Regions from separate parts of the Mus musculus genome. Here region 2 is linked to region 1. A link is a loop called in an ENCODE intact Hi-C map of the cell type or tissue named here. Cell type or tissue: heart. All regions are shown on one strand. Links, peaks and the distances in the headings refer to the core of each region. The heading gives the core; the rest is flanking DNA.

Evidence for each region. Hi-C counts contacts between places; a loop is a spot of excess contacts. Peaks named below come from ENCODE experiments on the same cell type or tissue, not always from the same donor. Only the 100,000 strongest peaks of a DNase experiment are listed, where the experiment ranks them.
Region 2: a loop joins it to region 1, with 5 times the contacts of the local background. A loop is called at or near these places in 6 of 42 quality-filtered maps.

What each region holds. Positions count from the first base shown.
Region 1 is chr12:108,000,485-108,010,583 of GRCm38, reverse strand. It overlaps Bcl11b (B cell leukemia/lymphoma 11B), which reads left to right and starts at 7,170. Exons shown (of 4, transcript NM_001079883.1): 1 at 7,170-7,498. The coding sequence starts at 7,441. In heart, for the core only: CTCF peaks have their summits at 3,977 and 4,211; no DNase peak of the experiment used is centred there; H3K4me3 peaks cover 1,719 bases; H3K27ac peaks cover 1,487 bases; H3K27me3 peaks cover 2,036 bases.
Region 2 is chr12:106,959,371-106,969,469 of GRCm38, reverse strand. No RefSeq gene overlaps it. Among named protein-coding and RNA genes, the nearest start is that of Gm16087, 8.5 kb to the right of the region's middle. In heart, for the core only: a CTCF peak has its summit at 5,521; no DNase peak of the experiment used is centred there.

The DNA.
Region 1 (10,099 bases), core at 2,997-5,496:
TTCCTTCCCAGCCGGAATGTGTGGTCTGGGTACAATACCGAACCGGTCCCCAAACAGGCTCCCCAGTCTTCTGTTCTCTAATTGTTCCTGTTAAGCAGATAGGAATAATGAAGCTACGGATGCCTGTGCTGAATCCCAGCAGCTGATGAAGCTACCATCTACATCTGGGGGTCCAAATGCAGATTTTTAACAATTGGCCATAAATCTGCCCCGTTTAGGCTCCAGATCATCGGGGTGAGCTGGACACAGGCCGGAAATGGGCCCCTCTGCTCCTGTTGGTACTCCCTGTCACACTTGTGGGAGGAAGCGAGCACAAGGCGGGGGGGTGGGGGGGTGGGGGAGGGAAGGGCTTTGTTGCAAGTTCAGATGGGGAATATTATCATCACATCTATATTTTAGAAGCCATTGTTGTTTCAAAGATCCCGAAGGCTTAAGATCACAGGGAAATCTTTTTTTTTTTAAGATGCAGATTAAACTAATATCAGAATGTACAGTGCTCTGTATGTATGTATCAGTTCTCCCTTGGGGGACATTCATTGTCTTTTGTTGTGGTAAATTGTCTGCCTTGTAAATGGTACCCAAAGTGCATCTTCTAGCCAACGTACATGTTGTTTTATTTTATATTACACTTTCTTTTCTTTTCTTTTCTTTTCTTTTCTTTTCTTTTCTTTTCTTTTCTTTTTTTTAAATACAGAGTCGCATGCCGCCTAGGCTGACCTTGGACTCGTTCTGCGCCCGAGGGTAACCTGAACACCTGATATCTCTGCCTCCCCTTCCCAACAATGCATGTTTGAATCCGAAACAACCGCTAACTTCTATACACAGTGGAGATGTTGCCTCCCACCCTCAGTAGCCGTCCTGTCCAGCCTGGTTTGCAAATGGGCTTTCAGTCCCAGCCATCCCCTTAAACAGGAGGGAAGCCGTCAGCCCTAGCCTCTAGGATGCAAGCTATCTTTGTTGAATTCACTCGAAAGCATGTGTGTGGCTGTTTCTAAAACGGCAGAACAACAGATGAGCTCCCCCTTCCAGCCTTTCCAGCTCTGGAAGGCACAACTGAAGCAAGGTGTTGGCTGGCTTTTCTTTTCCTTTCTTTCTTGTGTTTTTCTTTTCTTTTTTTTTTTTTTCACCCCCTCGCACTGTTCTCATTAGCTGCGCCTTTCAGGAGGGATGCTAGCCTGACTGACTCATGCTCCTTTCTTCCCAAGGCCTCCTTCCCCCTCACTTCCCTTGTAGTACATCACTGCACAGATAGGGGTTTTCACAGCCTGGGCCTTGGGGGTGGGGGCAGCTCTCGATTGAATCAAACTTGTCTACAACTCTAAGCTTAACATCTCCTGAAACTTCCTCCTTCTCATACTGCTTAAGGATACAAACTAATTAATCCTCACAGCCTCATCAAACCCTCGTTGGGAAGGTGATCTTCACAATTGCCACCATCCCCAGCCCTCCCCAGCCCTCCCCATCTCCTGTCACCAGGCACCTCCTTGTCGCCCTGGTTCTCTGCCACAGCCCTGACAGCCAGAGCTGGAACTGAAAATTCCCTTCTGAATCCTGATGCTTTCCCAAATGAACCATCTTCACCCTTCTGAGCACACCCTGGCCTCTGCTCTCAACAGGGCAGGTTGCTCCATCACCAGATCACTGAACTCAGGCCCCAGTGTGGGTGCCATGTGCCAGCGTGTCTGAAATAGAAATGTCACCATCTTCAGGGAAATGGCCCCCTCTGCATTTTTAAGTCCCACCAGACATGCTAAGACCCAGAATAGCAGCAGGTACGTCCTGCGCATGACACACCCGTGTGGAGTTAGGTCCACCTCACTCTGACCCCTGTCTGTGAGAGGAGAGAGTGTAAGCTTGGTGAGGCTCTTTCCCAACTGTGTGATGGTTTCCCTGCCCAATTTGAATTGATGACTCAACTAAAGAATTAAAATTAGCAAGGCAAGAAAATTCCAAACTCGGTGAGAAGGCTGTAGAAATAGTTCCAGATCCCCTAATACCAAGCCATTCAGGATCACTTCTGATGACAGGGGCAGAGTTAGGAACATTCAGTGTGGGCGTGTGTCCTTTTTCAGATATAGAGGAATGGGCACGTTTTGTTTTTTGTTTTTTGCTTTTTAATATTTTAAAAGGGAAAATAAAGTACGAATCAGGATCACTGAAACTGTTTCTAAGTCTTCCAGGCTGCAGACTTAAAGAAAGCAGGCAGGCTTACCTCTGTCTCATTCCCCCAGCCCCCAAGCCTATTTCAGCCTACTTCAAGTAGTTAAATGATTCTTAAAAATCCACTATGGTCTGAAGACTAAGCTTTTCTTTTGGCGGGGGTGGGGGGGTGGGGGGGGGAGAAAGAGGAAAGAAAAGAAGAAGTAATGACTCATGTCTTAACAAAAGCCTGGATCTTAAATTTAACAAGAACAAACCGAAGAAGAGTGAGAGGCAAGTTTGGGGATCCTGTTTAGCCTTTAGTTGCCAAGGCCTAAACCCTCTGTTATCCAGCAAAGCCTTCCCTTTAACTAGGAAGTACATGTGATTCTAGATGGCGTTCGGGGCCACTTACCAGGCCTCTCCTGACCACCGAGGAGTCTGGATTTGATCCCTGAATGGTTTTAAGCAGAGCAGGAGAGATGGTTCAACCAGCAGAGGCCTTTGCAGAGAAGCCCGAGGACGTGGGTCCCTGGGGCCCTACATACAGGTGGAGGGAGAGAACGGAGTCCACAAACCACACACACATCTTAAATATGTTAATTAAATTGAAAGGATTTCAAATCACCAGGAAAGCCATCAAGATCATCTTGGGCGCCTTCTTAGTGTGTATAGGACTGGCTGGGGGCTTCTGTTCTCAAAAAGGTGTAGATGCTCCGATCAGAGCGTTCACTGAGTTTTCTGAGTCTTCACAGTCAATAAGGTTTGGAGCCTGGGGGAACAGAAGCAGCAGGCATAGCTTACTTCTGAGTTTGCCCCACACTTGTGAAAATGAGAAGATTCGCCTTCTCTTTGCACAGATTTTTTTTTTTTAAAGCACCAGAAATGAAACCAATTTGGTAAAGCTGTGTTGTTGGGACTTCAGACAGCTCCAAAGTTATCTGTCTACATTTCAGAGGGAGGATCCTTGGGAGAAGATAACAAAAACAAACGGAATGTCTGTTTTTTCCTGCAAGGACTCCAGGACTTCCCATCCCCCCCCCCCCCCGCCCCCCTCCCCGCGCTTATCTAGATCGATCCAGATTTTCGTAAAGACATAAGATAAAATATAACAGCTCAGAAGGCAAAGACAACATTACAGACTCTTCCACTGGTCCCAGTCTGTGCCTAAAGGATTGAAAATTCTTCAAGGAATTTTAAGCAAAAAGCTTGACCAAGGCTCTGCCCAGTCTGCCCTCACTTGTGCCTGTCATACGGAGCACACGCAGGGAGTTAGGACCCCAGGCAAGTTTAAAAAAAAAAAAGCACTTTGATTCGGTGAAGAGAATTTTAATTTTAATTTTTGAACAATTCCTCTGTGAAGGACGACTCCCCTATCCTTAAAGGGACGCAGGCTGTGGAGATTCACTCTGAGAAAGCAGTGTGAAGCTGGGCAAGAAAGAGCAAAGCATTGTGACATTCATATTTATTCTCTCTCATTTATTTTTATCTGATTATGGTCTGTGTCAAGAGTAGAGCACACAGTAGGCCAAACGCAGGTACAGGAGAAATGATGCTAAGGTTCTATGCAAGGGCTTCAGGCCCACGTTTGAACCTTCACTCTTTTGGGTAGCCACCTGCACACCCCCACCCCTCTGTGTGTGTGTGTGTGTGTGTGTGTGTGTGTGAATGAACTTTATTCTAAACAATGCTTCGTCGTAGGTGGGTAGATCTGTGTAAGGATTTTTTTGGATATACCTGCCTGACCCAAGGTCCTGAGCAAACGCTACTGATTTCCAGCCCAGTATGACAGAGCGCAGAGAGAGCCAGAGCTGATACCCTGGAGCCCGAGGCCTAAGTCAGGCGGGTCGAGCAAGAGGTCAAGGTCGGCAGAGAGGCAGCTATTGATCTGGTTGGGAACCGGAGACACGGAGCGCCGCAAGACTAAAGGGGGAGCTGTGAGACCAGACATTAACAGCTTTCAGCGCAAATGAAGCCGTGCCAGACGGGCAGAGGGAAAAGGAGGAGACTGGAGTGGCAGCTGGGATCGCTTGCTGCCTGCGCCCGGGCGCCTCTTGGGAGAGGAGGAGGCACAGGCAGGGCAGGGCGGCCTCTTGCTGGCGGCCGCGAGGTGGAGCGCGCGGCGGCGACAGCGACAGCTCGGGCCCTGCACCAGCCTTCAGCGCGCGCGCCTTCCCACCGTCGGGGTAGCGCGTGGTCCGGGGAGGACCTGCTGGGGTCAGTCCGGACTGCGGCCGCTGCTTCCCGCTGCCCTGTCCCCGGTCCCCCCGTGCTCTAGCAGGCAGCTGACTCCTGGACCCCTAAGCTCCCTGTTTTCCGAAAGAGCCCCTCTTCCTCCTCCCTCGACCCGGGCCCCTGGCTCGCTCCCCCGTACTCGTAGCCATCTCCCCCAGAAGGTGAGGGCCGTGTTTGAATTTCGCGCCCATGGTGGCAGGCTGCCTTGGGCAGGGCGCAGCGTCTTAAGTCCAGACTTGCCCCTGATGTGCTGTGTGTTTTTGGGCAAAGTCGTATCCTTCTCTGGCCTTCCTTCCCATCTGCGAGTCTAAGAGACAGAAGGCTAGTTGATCTTTCAAATTGATGCGGGGGTGTGCGGATAAGGGCAGTTTATGGATTTCTTGGGAAGTTTATTAAAGGGTGGGTGTGGGTTATATTATTTTCCTACTTCGGCCACTTTCCTAGAATTCTTTTTTCCAGTGAGACGGGATGGGTTGAGAGGAGACGCTTCCAGACTTTGGACCACGTGGAGGGGTGCCCATGTGTGTGTGGTAGTGGGCGGCTACACGCGGCCTGCGGAAGGAGGTGCAAGCCCTCCCCCAACCAGCATCATCTCAGCCTCGCCTCGGTCGGTAGACCCTGCAGTCCATAAGCGCTGGAAACTGCAAGCCGGGGCACATCGTACAGTGATTGTTTTGGGTGAAGTGGGAAGGGAAGAGAGATCCTTCTTTCCTTGCTCCTAGCACTACGCCTCTTCCTTGGTGCCATGGCCCCACCCATGGCTTTCAGGATGAACAAAAAGCCCAGGTGCCCCCTGAGGAGCAGGCCCCGGGAGAGGCGGCTCGCCTGGAGGCCTTGCAGCCTCGCCAATCCCTGGGCTGAAGCCGGGGCGCCGGGCCTGGGGCGGAGTGAGGGTGGTGCAGCCAGGCTCACCACAAAACTCAGCCCCAGCCAGGCCCCGACCCGCCCTGGCCGCCGGGGAAGGGAGAGGGGTCCAGCCTACTGGCGCGCCCAGCGCGGGAGGCCAGGTTATCCAGTAGACCCAGCTGGTCTCCAGGAGGAGAGCGCCGGGAGGGGGCGGTGCATTCGGGACTGCAGCCTGGCCTTGTCCCCGGGCCACGGGCAGGCCCCCACAACTCCCCTTGTCCTGGCCGGCTGGAGATCAAACGGTTGAAAAGGCGGCTCTGTCCTTCCTGGTCGGACAAGCAATTTCAAGTCCGATCCCGGGCGATGGAGGAGGGGGACGACTTCCAGGTTGCAGAGATTTCACGGAGGGAATTGGGGGGGGGGTCGCCGCTACGAGGCACCCTCCTTTCCCAGCGCTGACCACGCCCACTTCTGGGTCTGTGAGTCCCAGACTTCTCCCACGTGGAGTGCCCCCCAACCCGTCCCTCTAGCGCGTGCTTCCCAAGGAGACTAGGGTGTGGGGGCGGGGCAGTGCTTGACCCCTAGGAGTTAATGGGGCCCAGAAGGGCGAAGAACCCTTCTGGAATGGGATTCAAACAAAATGTGCCCCCCCCCACTGTGCCCCTCAGTATCATTAATTTTGTTGTTTGAGACGACCAACCCCCAACGGTTTATATGGAGACACTTTTTTGGAAGTTTCTACAAAATGCTCCCCTCTCCAAATAAGTAAAACCAACTGTAACTACTTTTCTAGAGAGTGAAGGAAAACAATTTTATCTGTCGCCTCAGTCTCCCCCAGCCCGTGGTTTCCAGCCCTCTTTCTCGAGTGGGTGGGTTTGGACTTGCTTGGACTCAGTGTACCTCAGTTACTCACACAGCACTCCGCCCCCTTTCTCAGGGAGTCCGGCTCCCGGGGGAGGAAGAGTGAGTGGGGACAAGATTTTATTTTATTTATCCCCCCCCACCCTCTTTTGCGCTACCGGTGCTCGGTGATAAGACCAGCTTACAAAAACAGTAGTTTGCACGTGTGGCCGGCCGGCCTGGGTTGCGGGTGTGCGCACTGGCGAGTGTGTGTGAGTGCGCGCGCGCGTGTCTCGGTGTGTGCTTTCTTGTTCTCTTACAGGGTACAATGTTAAAAAGCCACCGCTAGTCGCCCCCAGTGCTCCGACTCTCTGGGTCTTTTTGTCTCTAGAGCAGATTAAACGTCACGTCCGCACTTGAACTTGAATTTTATCCCATTGTACAGAGGCAGCCCCAGCCACAGAGAGACCGAGAGCTCCCGGAGAACCCGGACTCCGCCATCTTCACGTTGCAATCTATAGCTCCCGTCCACGCCCGCACCGACCCGGGCGCACTGGGCGAGCCGCCCCGCAGCCCCGCTCCCCCTGGGCCCGCGGCGCCGGGCAGCGCTGGGGAGCGCACGCGGGGACCCGCAGCCCCTCCGGCCGGCGCCAGCCTGCCAGGTGACCCGGGAAGGAGCCGCTCCCGGAGTCCCCCAGAGCCTCGGAGGGGTCAGCCTCCGAGAAAGAAAAAAAGCAGGCAGCGCGCAGAAAACCCAGAAAGAGCCGAACCAAGGCAGCTTTTCATTGCTTTTGGGTTTTTGAGGGGGCGGGGTGAGGGGGTACGAGACAAGTCCCCAAGTTTTCTTTGCCTTTTTTTTTTTTTTGGCTTTTTTGAAATTTGTTTGCATTTTTTCCTCCCCCCTCCCCTTGGGTGGAAGTGCGCGTTCCACCTACCAGACCCCGAAAGAAAAGTGTCAGAGGCCGGTGCAAAACCCGGCGTAACTTCAAGAAGACATTTACAAGTCTAAGAGGCCAAGCACTTTGAAGAAGTGTGAGAGATATTTTTCCTCCAAAAGAATATATTTTTAAAGAAACCGGCCAGCCAGCGGCGAGCAACAGCAGTTTTATAATTTATTTTAGCCTTTTCTCTATTTTAGAGCAAGCCATCTTCCTGGCTTTTTCTTCTTTCTTTTTGCAAAAACAAAAACAAAAACACAGCCCAGAAGAAAGAGCAAAATAAAGACGAAGAAGAAGAAGAGGAGGAGGAAGAGGAAGAGAGGAAGGGCAGAGGCACCAACCCGGGCGGAGGAGGAGGCGCGGCGGCGGCGGCGGCTCAGACCCCCTCCCCGGCCCGCATCTGTGCAGCTTTCCGGGCGATGCCAGAATAGATGCCGGGGCAATGTCCCGCCGCAAACAGGGCAACCCGCAGCACTTGTCCCAGAGGGAACTCATCACGCGTAAGTGTCTGCCGCACGCGCGAAGGGCCGGCGGCTGGGGCTCCGGGCGCCCGGGGCTGGGGACACCAACCCGGGAGCAGCGGCCGAGCGTGGGGTTCTGGGAAAGTTTCTCTGCAGCCGGGGGCAGCCGCCGCGGGCTCCGGGCCGGGGAGGGGGCGCGCGGGCTTGCAGGCGGCTGTGCGCGCCGAGCCCGGCCGGACGCTCGGCCCTCCAAGCGGCGTGTGTGGCGGCGGCGGCGCTGGTGGCGGGGTTTGGAGAGGAGGGGGAGGGGGCCGAGGAGTGGAGGGGGAGGGGGAGCCGGGAAAAGTTGGCGAGCGCGTGGGTCCGCGCTCGGAGGAGCGGGCGGACGGAGCCCCGAGAGCGCCCTGGACCCAGGGACCCGCAGGGGAAAGGGATGGCCGCGGGCTTCGGGTTCCCGGTCGCTGCGCCCCGCCAGGCTGGGCGCCGACCGCGCCGCTGCTAGGATTCCGAAGCCGCCGTCCCCTCCCCTCCTCTCGCTATTTGCAAAAGAATCCAGCTGCGCAGCTGTTTGCTGTGCTGGAGCACCCCCTCCTCATTTCCCCACCTCCGTCTCCTGGGACGGTCTTGTCTTCTTTCCCCCCCCAACTCAAAAAAAAAAAAAAGGTGTGGGGGGGAGGTTTTGGGTTGGTGAAAAAAAAATCCCCGCCACGAGTTAACAAAAAAGTCATGAGTGGGGAAAAAAAAGGGATGCTCTTATAACAGTAAAAATGAAGAGAAAGAAAAAGGAAGGGGAGAAAATACCTATCATCCTCTTATCCATCTTTCTATCTCTGTATCTTTCATCTTCCCATCTAAATAAACAAGGCAGGTCGCGGTGCAAATCCGCCGGATTTCAAGCAAGTGGAGGGGCTTGCAAAGTCAGGCAGCAGGGCAGACTCTCAGCAGCTTCCACCGCCCCAGCTGGGTTCATTTAGAAAAGAAAACGCCAGCGCGAGCCGCGCAGGTACACAGTTCTCCCAGAGCCAGCCGGGTACCCGCGCTGCCACCGGCGAGGTCGGCTTGCAGAGCTCTGGGAAGCCCCGGCCGCAGCCTGCGCGAGTCTCTCCCCCGCGGGTTTTTTTTTTTTTTTTGGTCGCGGTTGCTTTTTATTTATTAAATTTTTTATTGCAATAGAAATAAAATTTCCTCTGGGTGCCATCGAGACCTCAGGCAGGTTGTAATCTTGCAATCCTTCGCTCACCTCGCTGCGTTGGGGCCGGGCTCCCGGCTCTGGAGCTGGAGAAGCCTGTGAATGACGGCCGCCGCTGAGGACTGGCTGCCCTGCAGTCGAGAGCCGAATATTTATGTTATATTTTAAAGAATTTAAATAAATAAATAAATATATAAAGGGGCTCTCCCCTCCCCTCCAACCCAGCACAGGAGCCATCTGCTCGAAGCTATTGCTGTTCCCTCTCTCCTTTGTTACCGCAGACACCTTAGTAAGAATTTGTGCGTTTATTATTATTATTATTATTGTCGTTGTTGTTGTTATTATCTTGTGGGGCATATATATTAAAGTGAGGTTCTTAGGAAAGGGATGTCTCTTAAGGGGAGGAGAGAAGGGGAGTCTTATTTATTTTTTTTCAGTGTTGTAATGTCAAAGGAGACTTGCTGGTTGCATTTAAAACAAAATGTTTTGCAACCAGATTTGAGCCTGGTCTCATCAAGGTCCTTTTGACCACTTGACTTTTATTTTCTTGCTTTAGTACGCCGCAGCCACGGGTTATTTTACAGTCCCTCCCTACCTTTAGGTGAAGTGGTTGTTAAAAACCTCCACACTTCCAGACCCTAATTTGTCCGGGAGGCAGTTGGCCGCCACCCCCATCCCCTGTATAATTACCAGAATTGTATTTGAGGAGGGGAGAGAGTCGGTGGGAAGGGGGAGAAACTGGTAGCCCCCAACTCTGGAGCATTTGCCGTATTAGGGGAAAAGCAGATAGATTTGCTGTCCCTCTCTGGGCATCCCTGGGACATCCTGAACAAGCCCTGAGCAGAGGGACTGGTGGCAGCTGGGTCTGGGGGGGGGGGGTTCAGGGGTGCTTCGTGTGACATCCTTCCATGCATTGGTTCTCTGTCTCACCCTTTCTCAGAGCATCTGGGAAAAGCCAGCTGACCTGCAGGAGAGGCAGAGAAGGCAGAGAAGTGCTGGGGAGAAAAGAGGCAGTGGAGGCCAGGCTGCTGAGCAAGTCTACCTGCCTTCTGGGGACCCTGGGGACCCTGGGAGCCTGGGCATTGTTTCAGGGGGGTAAGCAAGGAGAGTGGTCCGTATGGTGTTCAGAAAAACAGCCTAGAAGGGATAAGACAGGGATGCAGGAGATACAGTGTGGCCTGGGGAATGTGACTAGCTATGAAGCAGGGGATACAGGAGGCCTGGTTGCAAAAGGACTGGCCAGCAGAGCAGGTGTTATCTCAGCCCCTACAGGCAGTCACTCCCATGTGAGATTTCAGATCTGAAGGAAACCATCTAAAACATGGCAGATCGTTTTCACTTGGGTGGCAGCCTTGGGCCTGTGGGGCAGCAGCTAAAGGCTCTTTGGAGATGATGCAACTTAGAATCACTGATGGCCTAGGAAACCAGAAAAAGCCCAGAAATGGCATCCC
Region 2 (10,099 bases), core at 4,190-6,689, 1.0 Mb after region 1:
GAGAGGTCAGGGCTCACCTCACTTTCTCCACGCTTACACAACCCAGTATCCCTCTGCCTAGGGAATGGTGCCACCCACATCTGATGGGTCTTCCCACATCAAGTACCTGAATCAAGACTAATACCCCATTGGCACAACCAGGGGCCCATCCTCACCCATGAGGTTCTGGACCCTGCCAGTTGACAATCAGCAGCATCACATAGGTAATTCTCTATGAAGAGTGTGTCCTCTAACATCTTTGATAGTCCCTGGGCACTGGATTTCAGAAGTTGAGTGAAATGATATAGATTCATCTTATTTCAGTAGCATCCCCTGAAAGTCTCTGCTGTCCAGGTGTGAAATGCTATGCAATTAGTGAACTGTGATAATATAGGTAAATAAGTTGATGATCATATGTCCTTATCAGTCACCAGGGAGTAGTCAAGACTCCATTCATAGAAAACATATGCTATTGCCCCTGTGTTGAAATTGGATCTGAGATATGCTTTGGTCTATGACACTGGTTCTCAACCTTCCTAATGCTGTGACTCTTAAATACAATTCCTCATGCTGAGGTGACCCCCCAACCATAGAACGATTTTTGTTGCTACTTCGTAACTATAATTTTGCTAATTTTGTGAATTATAATGTAAATTTTTTGAGATAGTGCCAAAGGGGATGTGACCCATAGTTGAGAACTACTGGTCTATAGGATAAGGAGGAGTGGCCAGTGCTCCTTCCACAGGCTCTGAGGGACAAGTTTTGCCATCACATCTCTTCCTCTCTGTGCTTCAAGACTGTCAAGTGCCAGAGAAGGAAGGGCCACACATCCAGGCCAGGGGTACAGCCAGACAAAGAGAAGAGCTGCCTCTTGCCCTACAATTGACATAAACATAAGCAGGCAGCAACCTGGGCCAATGTCAGTGCATCGGCAATGGATATCTCGCTACCTGGCATGCCGTGGTCTAGGAGGTGAGGATTCCATCTTTCAGCGACTGGCAAGCGCCACCGGTGCCTGCGGGGAGACATAAAGATCTAAAGTAAAGATTCCCTGACCTCTGAGAATCTGCAATTTAGCACAGTGAGCTTTAAGATACGGGTTTAAGTAGACCCGAGGCTATGGATGCCACTTCAGACCCTCAGAAAGTATCAGGATGCAAAAGTCTGGATGCCGGAAGGAATACATCCAAGAATAAAGGCACTTTCATGAGGAAGGGGTGCACAGAGAGCAGTCAGGGTGTGGAGAAGGTTAAAGGTCAGAGGGTGGAGCCAACAGGGCATGAAGGAGCTGAGATCAGAGCCTTTATCTCTAGGACTGTGAAGTGTCTACCATGGAGCCTAGGTTGACATGAAGAGTAAGATAGACACAAGAGCATGAGGACATCCAGGGGACTCTCCTGGGGCCCCTCTATGTGTCCTGTAGCCCTAATTCTATATCTCTAGTTCTCGGGCCACTGGTTCTCAAGGATGTCAGACCAAGGACAGCAAATTAGCCTTCTCTTTGAACTTGGCTCAATTTCACCTCCAGGCTCTCTGTAAGATGAAGGTCGGTCTTCTGATCTGCAGCGCCTCGGATCCACTCCCACAGTCAAAGGCTTCTTTGAGCAAACTGTCCGAAGTGTCGCTCCGAAAAGAATTAGAAAACGCAGACTCTGCCTTGCACATTGATGCACTAACTCTGCCTGCCTTCACCCATTGTCAGACTACAGACATCAAAGAGCCTGTCAACACCACGGACGCCCTCAGGGAAGAAGGCTAGCCATTGCAGGTGTCTTCCTTAGTCTGGACTGAGTGGTTCATTGTGATAAATATCAGGCTTCAAGGATGGGGTCTAGAGAGCAAAGGGTGCATAAGTGCCCCCGGACTTAGGTTTAAGGACACATGGACATCTCTTCTCTTTCTTAAAAAAGTGTAACATTTGTTTGACACATAGGATTGTGTCATTATAACTATTCAGAGGGTGCAGAGTGACACCTCAATAGATGGATAATGTTCATACTGCAGTGTCCATCACCTCAGAGAGATATAATTTCCCTGTGCTGAGTTCATCCACCAAACAGGGTATTTAAAAAACTACGATGCTGTCGAATGGGTTTCTGTAGAAATCCCTCTCATTACCGTTTGTCTCCCATGTGAGTGGAGCTCTTGACGTGGAATGGAGGGCCAGTGTTAGTTCATGCCTGTCTCTGTAGAGACTGGGAGGGAAACACTGCTTCTGGGTGCTTTTAGAAACTCCATTTGTGTGAAGACATGAAAAACAATGGGTGATGTTCTACCCTTTAGAAAGTGCATCAGCGAGACCTCAACATCATAGGTACCACTCAGTGAACAAAATCCCAGGATATGGTGTAGAACGGTATTAACTCTTGCCTGGCAAGGGTTATTTTTATATGCTAGGCACTTGTCAGTGCTGAAATATTAACAAAAAACACATACGTTCTTTAGATTTATTTATTTTCTATTATGAGTACGTGTGATTGTGTGCGTGTATTCATGTGCACCACATGTGTGCATTGAATGGGGAGGCGAGAAAAGGCATCAGATCCCCTGGAATTGGAGTTACAGATGGTTGTGAGCTACCACATGGCTTCATGGAACCATACAGGAGCCCAGGTCTTGTGCAAGAACAGTAAATGCTCTTAAGCTACCTCTGAAGCCCTGAACAGCCACACATTTTTGAGCATTTGATTCAAGCCACACATGCGTTGGATTAAAATTTCATGTGTGTTAAATCACCTTGGTGGCAAATGACTTTGATGGGCTCTGTGACGAAGAGCAACTTTGTGACTCTCAGAAAATGTGACTCACTGCCCCATGTCTATTTGTCAATTCTATACAAAGTTTTCCCATCAAGTATTTTCAAAATTCATTCAATAATACCACAGTAGTAACTTTTTTTCCCCAACAAAGCCCATGACTATCTGCAAATGAGACAGAAGACAGAGATGGTGCCTCTTATATATGCTCCATCTGGCGTGTCCAACCCATGGCCTTTGGGCTACATGAGTCCCAGCACAGCTGCAAATGCAGCCCAACAACAACAACAAAAAATGCAAACTTACTTCAAATGTTATGAAACTGATTTTTTGATCTTTTCATTTTTTTGCTAACTCTATTGCATACTTTTGGGGTGTGAACTCTGTAGATGACAGATAGCGTCTGGATGTCCAAAGTGAGACACTATCTGTGGATAATAGATAACATGCATCTAATTATACATGCACACATCTGTGTATGGGGTGTGAAGGTGGAAGGAGAGTTTGGGGAAGGGATGGAGCTGGGTGGGGGAGGGGCAGACTAGGGCAATGCGCTTGAGTGTCTAAGTGTATGGGCTGCTCAAATGGGAATGTATGGATAGGTAAAGTGCCCGCCTTGGCTCTTGTTACTCTTCTATTGCTGTGACAAAATACTGTGACCGAGGCACCTCATAAATGGAGGGTTAGGGTCCATAATGGCAGGAGCATAGGTGGCACATGTGACAACAGGAATAGCCGAGAGCTCACACCCCAGACTGTAAACAACAGAGAGAGCTAATTGGGAATGCTTTTGAAACCTCAAAGTGGCCCCCACCAATGCCCATGCCACCCCACAATGCCCATGACACACTTCCTCTGGCAAGGCCACAATTCCTAATAGTGGGGATCAGACACTCAAACACCAGGGACTTATGGTGAAGCATCTGTCAAAGTGTCATACCACGCAAGTGTGAGGACCTGAGTTTGAGTCCTGGATGCGCATGAAGCTGGGTGCCCTGGTGACATTGTAATCCCAGCATTCCTATGTGCAGACAGAAGTGGACAGAGGAGTGCCTCCGGAAATTCACAGGACAGTTGACTACTCTACATAACAGCCATAAACAACACAGCGACCATGTCAGAGACTAAGTGGAATTTGAGGATGGACACCATGCATTGTCCTCTGATTTCCACATGTATGTGGTGGCCTGTACACATCTGTGTTCACACAGGAACACACCCAAGAGCACAACAATGAGGTATCTCTATGAACACCACCATCACTGCATACAATGGCTGAAGTAAAAAAAAAAAAAAAAACCTCAAAGTTTGTCTTTAATTACAATTATGATACTTTGCTTACCATCACAGAGGAGTCCAGGCCTTCTGCACGAACAGTAAATCTCTTAAGCTATCTCTGCAGCCGTGAACCACCACACAGTTTTGAGCATTTGATTCAAGCCACACATGTGTTGGATTTCTCCACACCAACTTCTGTATTAGTCAGCGTTCTCTAGAGTCACAGAACTGACGGGTCGTCTCTATATAGTAAGGGAATTTGTTGATGACTTAAGGTCTGTAGTCCAACTCCCAACAATGGTCAGCAGCAGCTGTGAATGGAAGTCCAAGGATCTAGCAGTTGCTCAGTCCCACAAGGCAAGCAGGTGAAGAAGAGAGAGAGTAAATATTCCTTCTTCCAGTGTCCTTATGTAGGACTACAGCAAAAGGTGTAGCCCAGACTAAAGGTGTGTGCCACCATGCCTTTAATCCCAGATGACCTTGAACTCAGAGATCTCCCTCTCTTAATTTTCTAGAATTCATAGCCACTATGCCTCAAGATCTCCATGCCAAGATCCAGGTCAGAAACTTGTATCTCCCAGCCTCCAGATTAGGATCACTGGTGAGCCTTCCAATTCTGGATTGTAGATAGAGTCAAGTTGACAACCAGGAACAGCCACTACGATCCCCCCCCTTGTCAACTTGACACAAATAATATCTCATATCCACATGAAACAATAACAAAGTCATGAATATGCAACTATTCCTTGTACAATAGCAAACATATTTGTAAATTTACAATGGGGAAATGTCCCTTGGGAACATTCTTTTACCAATTCTTTTACCAATTGATGTTAAAGAAATTGGAAGAAAGATAAATGTATTCATTAGCAAAATAAGTCAGAAGCTCCATATTACTTTATAATCCTTGTTTTTGCAACTGGCTATGTGGCCTTAGCTGGTATTTATAACAACCTTCCTTTACTACCCATTCTGTATTTCCTTTATTTCCTTCATCCTCAGCAAGAACCTCAGCAGGTGTGAGAGAGAGAGAGAGAGAGAGAGAGAGAGAGAGAGAGAGAGAGAGAAGAGAGAGAAATATTTTGTGATGCCTGGTGGTAATTATAATTGTATGAGTTCTGGATTTTACTATCTAGGAATGAACTCTCATGGGGACACAGACATGGCAGTTCCTTCACGCTGTGTCTGTGGCCGTTTGTGCTCTTGGATGGTGTAGTGAAGAAATGGGAGATGGTCAGGTCCACAATGCCTAAAAACTTACTATTGCTCTCATGACAAATAAACACAGATCTCTCTCTCTCTCTGTGTAAGTTTTCTTACCTCTGAGCAAGACCCTTTCGATTGTATTTCAAATAAAAGAAGATATAATCCGGAGGGCTGTAGAGATGGCCCAGAAGTTAAGAGCTGCAGCTGCTCTTAAGTACCTGGGTTTGGGTCCTAGCACCCATGTTGGACAGCTCCCACCTGCCTGTAGTTCCAACATCAGGGGATCAGACTCCCTCGCCTGGACATTACAGGTACTGCATGTGCACATGTGCGCATGCACAGTCCCCCACATAAATACAATGTGTGTGTTTGTGTGTGTGTAAAAATTACAATCCAAAGGCCACGACTTTTGTGCTTGACAGCTGACTAAGCACTTTGTAAAATATCCTTTCCTCCATATTTTTAAAAACAAGCCACCTTGTAACCATGCTGGTATATTTCAAAACAAACAAACAAACAAACCAAAACAGAATGTAGAAGGAGATCATTAAGTCTAAGTGATAAAGAGTCTGAGTGACAGAGATGATCTGACTCTTGGCTCCGTCCTCCACCACAGGGCCAATACAGCTGATAGGAATAACCCTGTAGTGCGTATAGGATTAAAATGTCAATAAGGAGTCTGAATATATTCCCCCGTGTATGTTTATGTTCGTGCATTCAGGCAGAAAACTCTCTAGCAATTTGTTATTGAATTAATAATTCGTCTGGCACATATTTATTAGCTGCTTAATATGTACAAGGCAGAGCTCTGTTCCTCCATGAGAGCAGCAAAGAAGGACACCTGTGTCCTCAAGAAAGCCCTGTCTTGATAAGGTGTCTCTGACCCGATTTAATTTGCAGACAGATAGGGCCTGAGTTGGGGGTCCTATAGCTTCAGAGAGTGGATATTCAAGCACAAATAGACAGTCAGGTTTTGGCAGGAGACAGTGTTGCTCCTCCTCCCTGCAGCCTTGGGCTTCAGTGTCTGGCACATGCGAAAGAAGCAAGGATGGTAGCTGGATCAGGTGACATCTTAGGCAATACCAAGAGCTGAGCAACAGGTAACTGTAGCAGCATGGGGGGATACTGAGAAGGCTCATCTGGGGCATCCTGATCCTTATGGAGGACACAGAGCTGGTTAGCCATCCTTAGGGCAGTCAGGAATGAATGATTCTCAGGGAAACAGCAACACGGATGAACAGCTACACCATACAGAGCAAGAGCGTTGACAGAGACTGACACAGGAGTCACCCTGAGGACTCCCATCAAAGGGAGACTAAAGATAGGACAGCATTAGACTGGGGATCCAAACAGAATCACAAGTGAGGGCTGGATCCATCAGCGACAGACATTTTCTTTTTTAACAATTACTTGAACAAACTCCAGGACCCACAGCAGCCACCTGAGACATCAGTGCTGTCCGAGTCTCTCACTTCCTCTCTCTGAGTAGGTCTACACTCAGGACCGATGTGTGTGTAACCCGGTGGAAGCGAGTGGAGGCTTCTCAAAGCCCACATGCTCTTGAAGCCAAACTGTGATACCCCAAAAGAAAAGGGTTCTGCAGATGTAACTACTTCATCTTGATTGGATGAAGTAGAATTTTCCCAGAAGCCCTTAGGATCTAGCTAGCCTGGAAGAGATTCTAAAGCCCCTCTGAGGCTCTTAGGTGTTTAAAGCAACAGACCTGGCAGAGGAGGCAGGTGGGGCATAAGGGTATGGGAATATTCTTCATATATACATCGGGGTATTAGAGGTCACAGGACACCCAGAATAGCAGGGCCTGATCTTCCCTCTCCCTTCTCGGTGAGAGCTACAGACACTGTGGTCCCTTCGGAAGCCTTTCCTGGATAAAGACATAACTAGCAAATGACCATGACCTCATGGCTTGAGCTTTGAGCTTCACATCGAGTTCTTGCAGGAGGTTGGATCTCTGAAAGTCTATGGGCTTGGGCCACAGTATCTAGCCTCTTGCCAATTCAACTCTGTTAAGTTGTATCTTTTCACAACTTGGGCTTTCATTGCATCATCACGGGAAACCTTCAAAGGAGATTAGGTATGCCTTTGTCCTACACCCACACTCTGGATGCTGTCTGCCAGACTCACTACCTCTCCCCAGAGGATTTTCTTGAGGTCCTCTTTTCTTAAAAACAAAACAGAGACCAGACAAAAGTTTACCGTCAATTGTATTTTCTATTGCCTTGGTTGCCAGGAAACTCAGAGGCATAGGGGTGCTCAGACCAGTGGCCCCTGTCTTTTGGGCTAGTGAGATTCCACTCCTGTTCATGGTTTGTTTAAGTGCATTGTGGGTTGACTCAGTAACCCCTCCCTCCCGTGACGGAAGCTCAAAGGGCTGAGCTACATTTAAAACAAAAACAAAGGCAGCAATTTGTTGCATTTTCTTCATATGTGTGAATACATTCTGTGCTCATCTCTAAAGTCAGGAGAGAAGGAGGGCCTGGTGTTCTGTTTCTACTCTCTGCAAGTTGTGAATGACACAGAGGCTGTGGAGGAATGAACGGGAGCAATGCTAAGGACCGCTGAGTCATTAGATGCTGTGGTTTTGGTACCATATTTTGGCTATGCTTGCATTGGGATTTGGTGCTCCAGATCTGCATGTTAGTCCTCCTCTGCCCTCTCTCCATAGGCACTAGTGATCCCCGATGGAACCTGTCCTCCTTTCCCTCTATGTGGACACAGAGTGTAAGGCTTGTCTCTTTTGCCTTGCTGGCTCTTCCTTGTGCCAGGTTCAGGACTTGACACAGCATAGAAAGTAAAGTCTTGGAGATTACTTTGTTCTGGCATAAGAGGAAGCTAAAGAGAGTTTGTTTCCTTCTACCCACAGACAGCTTCCAGGTTGTGGGTACCCGCTGACAGTATGATGCTGGGACCACCTTGCTGTGAGCTTATCCGTCTCCAAGTTCCCCGCAGAAGTCACTAGATGAGAGGATATACTCGACACGCTGTTATTGTAAAGCAAACTTTGTGATCTGTGGTTGACTAATTTGTGCCCAGATGTTGACTAATTTGAGCATAGTAAAAAAAAGAAACTGAGGACATGTCAGGGAGATATCTCTGTTGGTAAAGTACCTGCTGTCCAAGGTTAGGGATCTGAGGCAGGTGTGGATGTACCGATATTCTCGTGGGAGGCAGAGGCAGGCAGCTGCTGGGGGTTCTCAGGCCAACCAGGCTAGCAAAATCAATGAATTATAGACCTAGTGGGAGACCCTGTCTCAAAAAGCAAGGTATTTGGTGTCTGAAGGAATGAAGCCCAAGACTGACATCTAAAAACTACCTGGACATGTATGCTTGTACCTATGCACACACAAATGCATACATTAATTGAAACACGACTAAACAAAGTAGTCTAGGCTTTCTGATGATACCTGAGAGTTCAGTTATACCGAGTTTATTTTGATATATGCTATTTTCAACTATAGTGGGCTTGTTAGAACTTTGAACCTCTTGTTAAAAGGCAAAAAGAATCTGTACTGTGGTCTTGGAGTTTGTATGGGGATATTTTTATCTTTTGGTTAATAGGTTTACGGGAAGCGAAGTTTTCAAGTATAGTAATATTCCCTATGTTTTCTTTATATGACTTTCTACCCGAGAGTGTAGAAAATTACCTCTAGGAATGGTGCCTAGAGGGGCAGGGGGAGTCCTGGGGGAGGTTGGGGAAGACTGTAATGAGCTAGCTCTCTAGCTCTTGCAGTTCTGGGGAGGGAATGAGAATATCTTGCTTCCAGGGTATCCACCAGCTTCCTGGTGCAGTTGCCTCAGTGCGAGTTCAAGTCTCACCTGGGAAGATTTAGGCTCCTGGAATTTTGTTGATTTGCATCCTGTTAGTGTTCCCTAACTCAGACCCAGCAAAAACAGTACAGAGATGGATGCCCCAAAAAAACTGGGTCCCTCCTGGAGCTGGGCTCTGCTTAGGTACTGATGGTGAATCAATCTCTCTGAGTCCCCCACCCTTCCCTCAGCCTTCAGGGGATGGAGCTACTTTTATACAAAATGAGTGACTTATTTGCTCATGCTTGCACATTTAATTTTGGAAGAGCTGTGATTGAAGCCCTTGCGTTCCTTTGTCTCTGAACCACAGGATCTCCTTACCATCCTACAAAATAGGTACAGAGTTTGTCCTGGGTCCCCAACCTCTGCAGGACTCCTACCTCTTAATTCTCTACCAAACTCACCAGACACTCTTTTCTGTAGTAGGAGATGCCCAGGCCTGCTGCTGACACATGTGTCTCCATAGCCCCCCCACCCCCCCACACCTGAGTTTTCACCCGTGTGTGTTCCCACCTGTGTCTCCACCTGTGTTTCCACCCGTATCTCCACCTGTGTTCCCACCTGGGTTTCCAACTATATTTCTACCTGTGTTCCCACCTGTGTTCCTACCTGTGTTTCCATCTGTGTCTCCACCTGTGTCTCTACCTGTGTTCCCACCTGTGTCTCCACCTTTGTCTCTGCCTGTGTTTCCACCTGTATCTCCACCTGTGTTCCCACCTGTGTTTCTACCTGTGTTCCCACCTATGTTTCCACCTGTGTCTCCACCTGTGTTTCCACCTGTGTCTCCACCTGTGTCTCTACCTGTGTTCCAACCTGTGTCTCCACCTGTTGATCTTTCCACTCCTCCCATCAAATATTCTCTTGATGACACTCAGGGTCACACAGCACAGATTTAAACAAAGCCCCACATCTGCCCAGGATTTATCACCTGTTAGCCAGACTGCAGGAAACTACCAAGGTTCATACTTCTGACAATTCCAGAGTTCGACCTTCTTAGTAAGGCAAAGGGAAGAGGAGAATTGTTTCATGTGAGCGCTCTCCAGAGGCTCCACGAG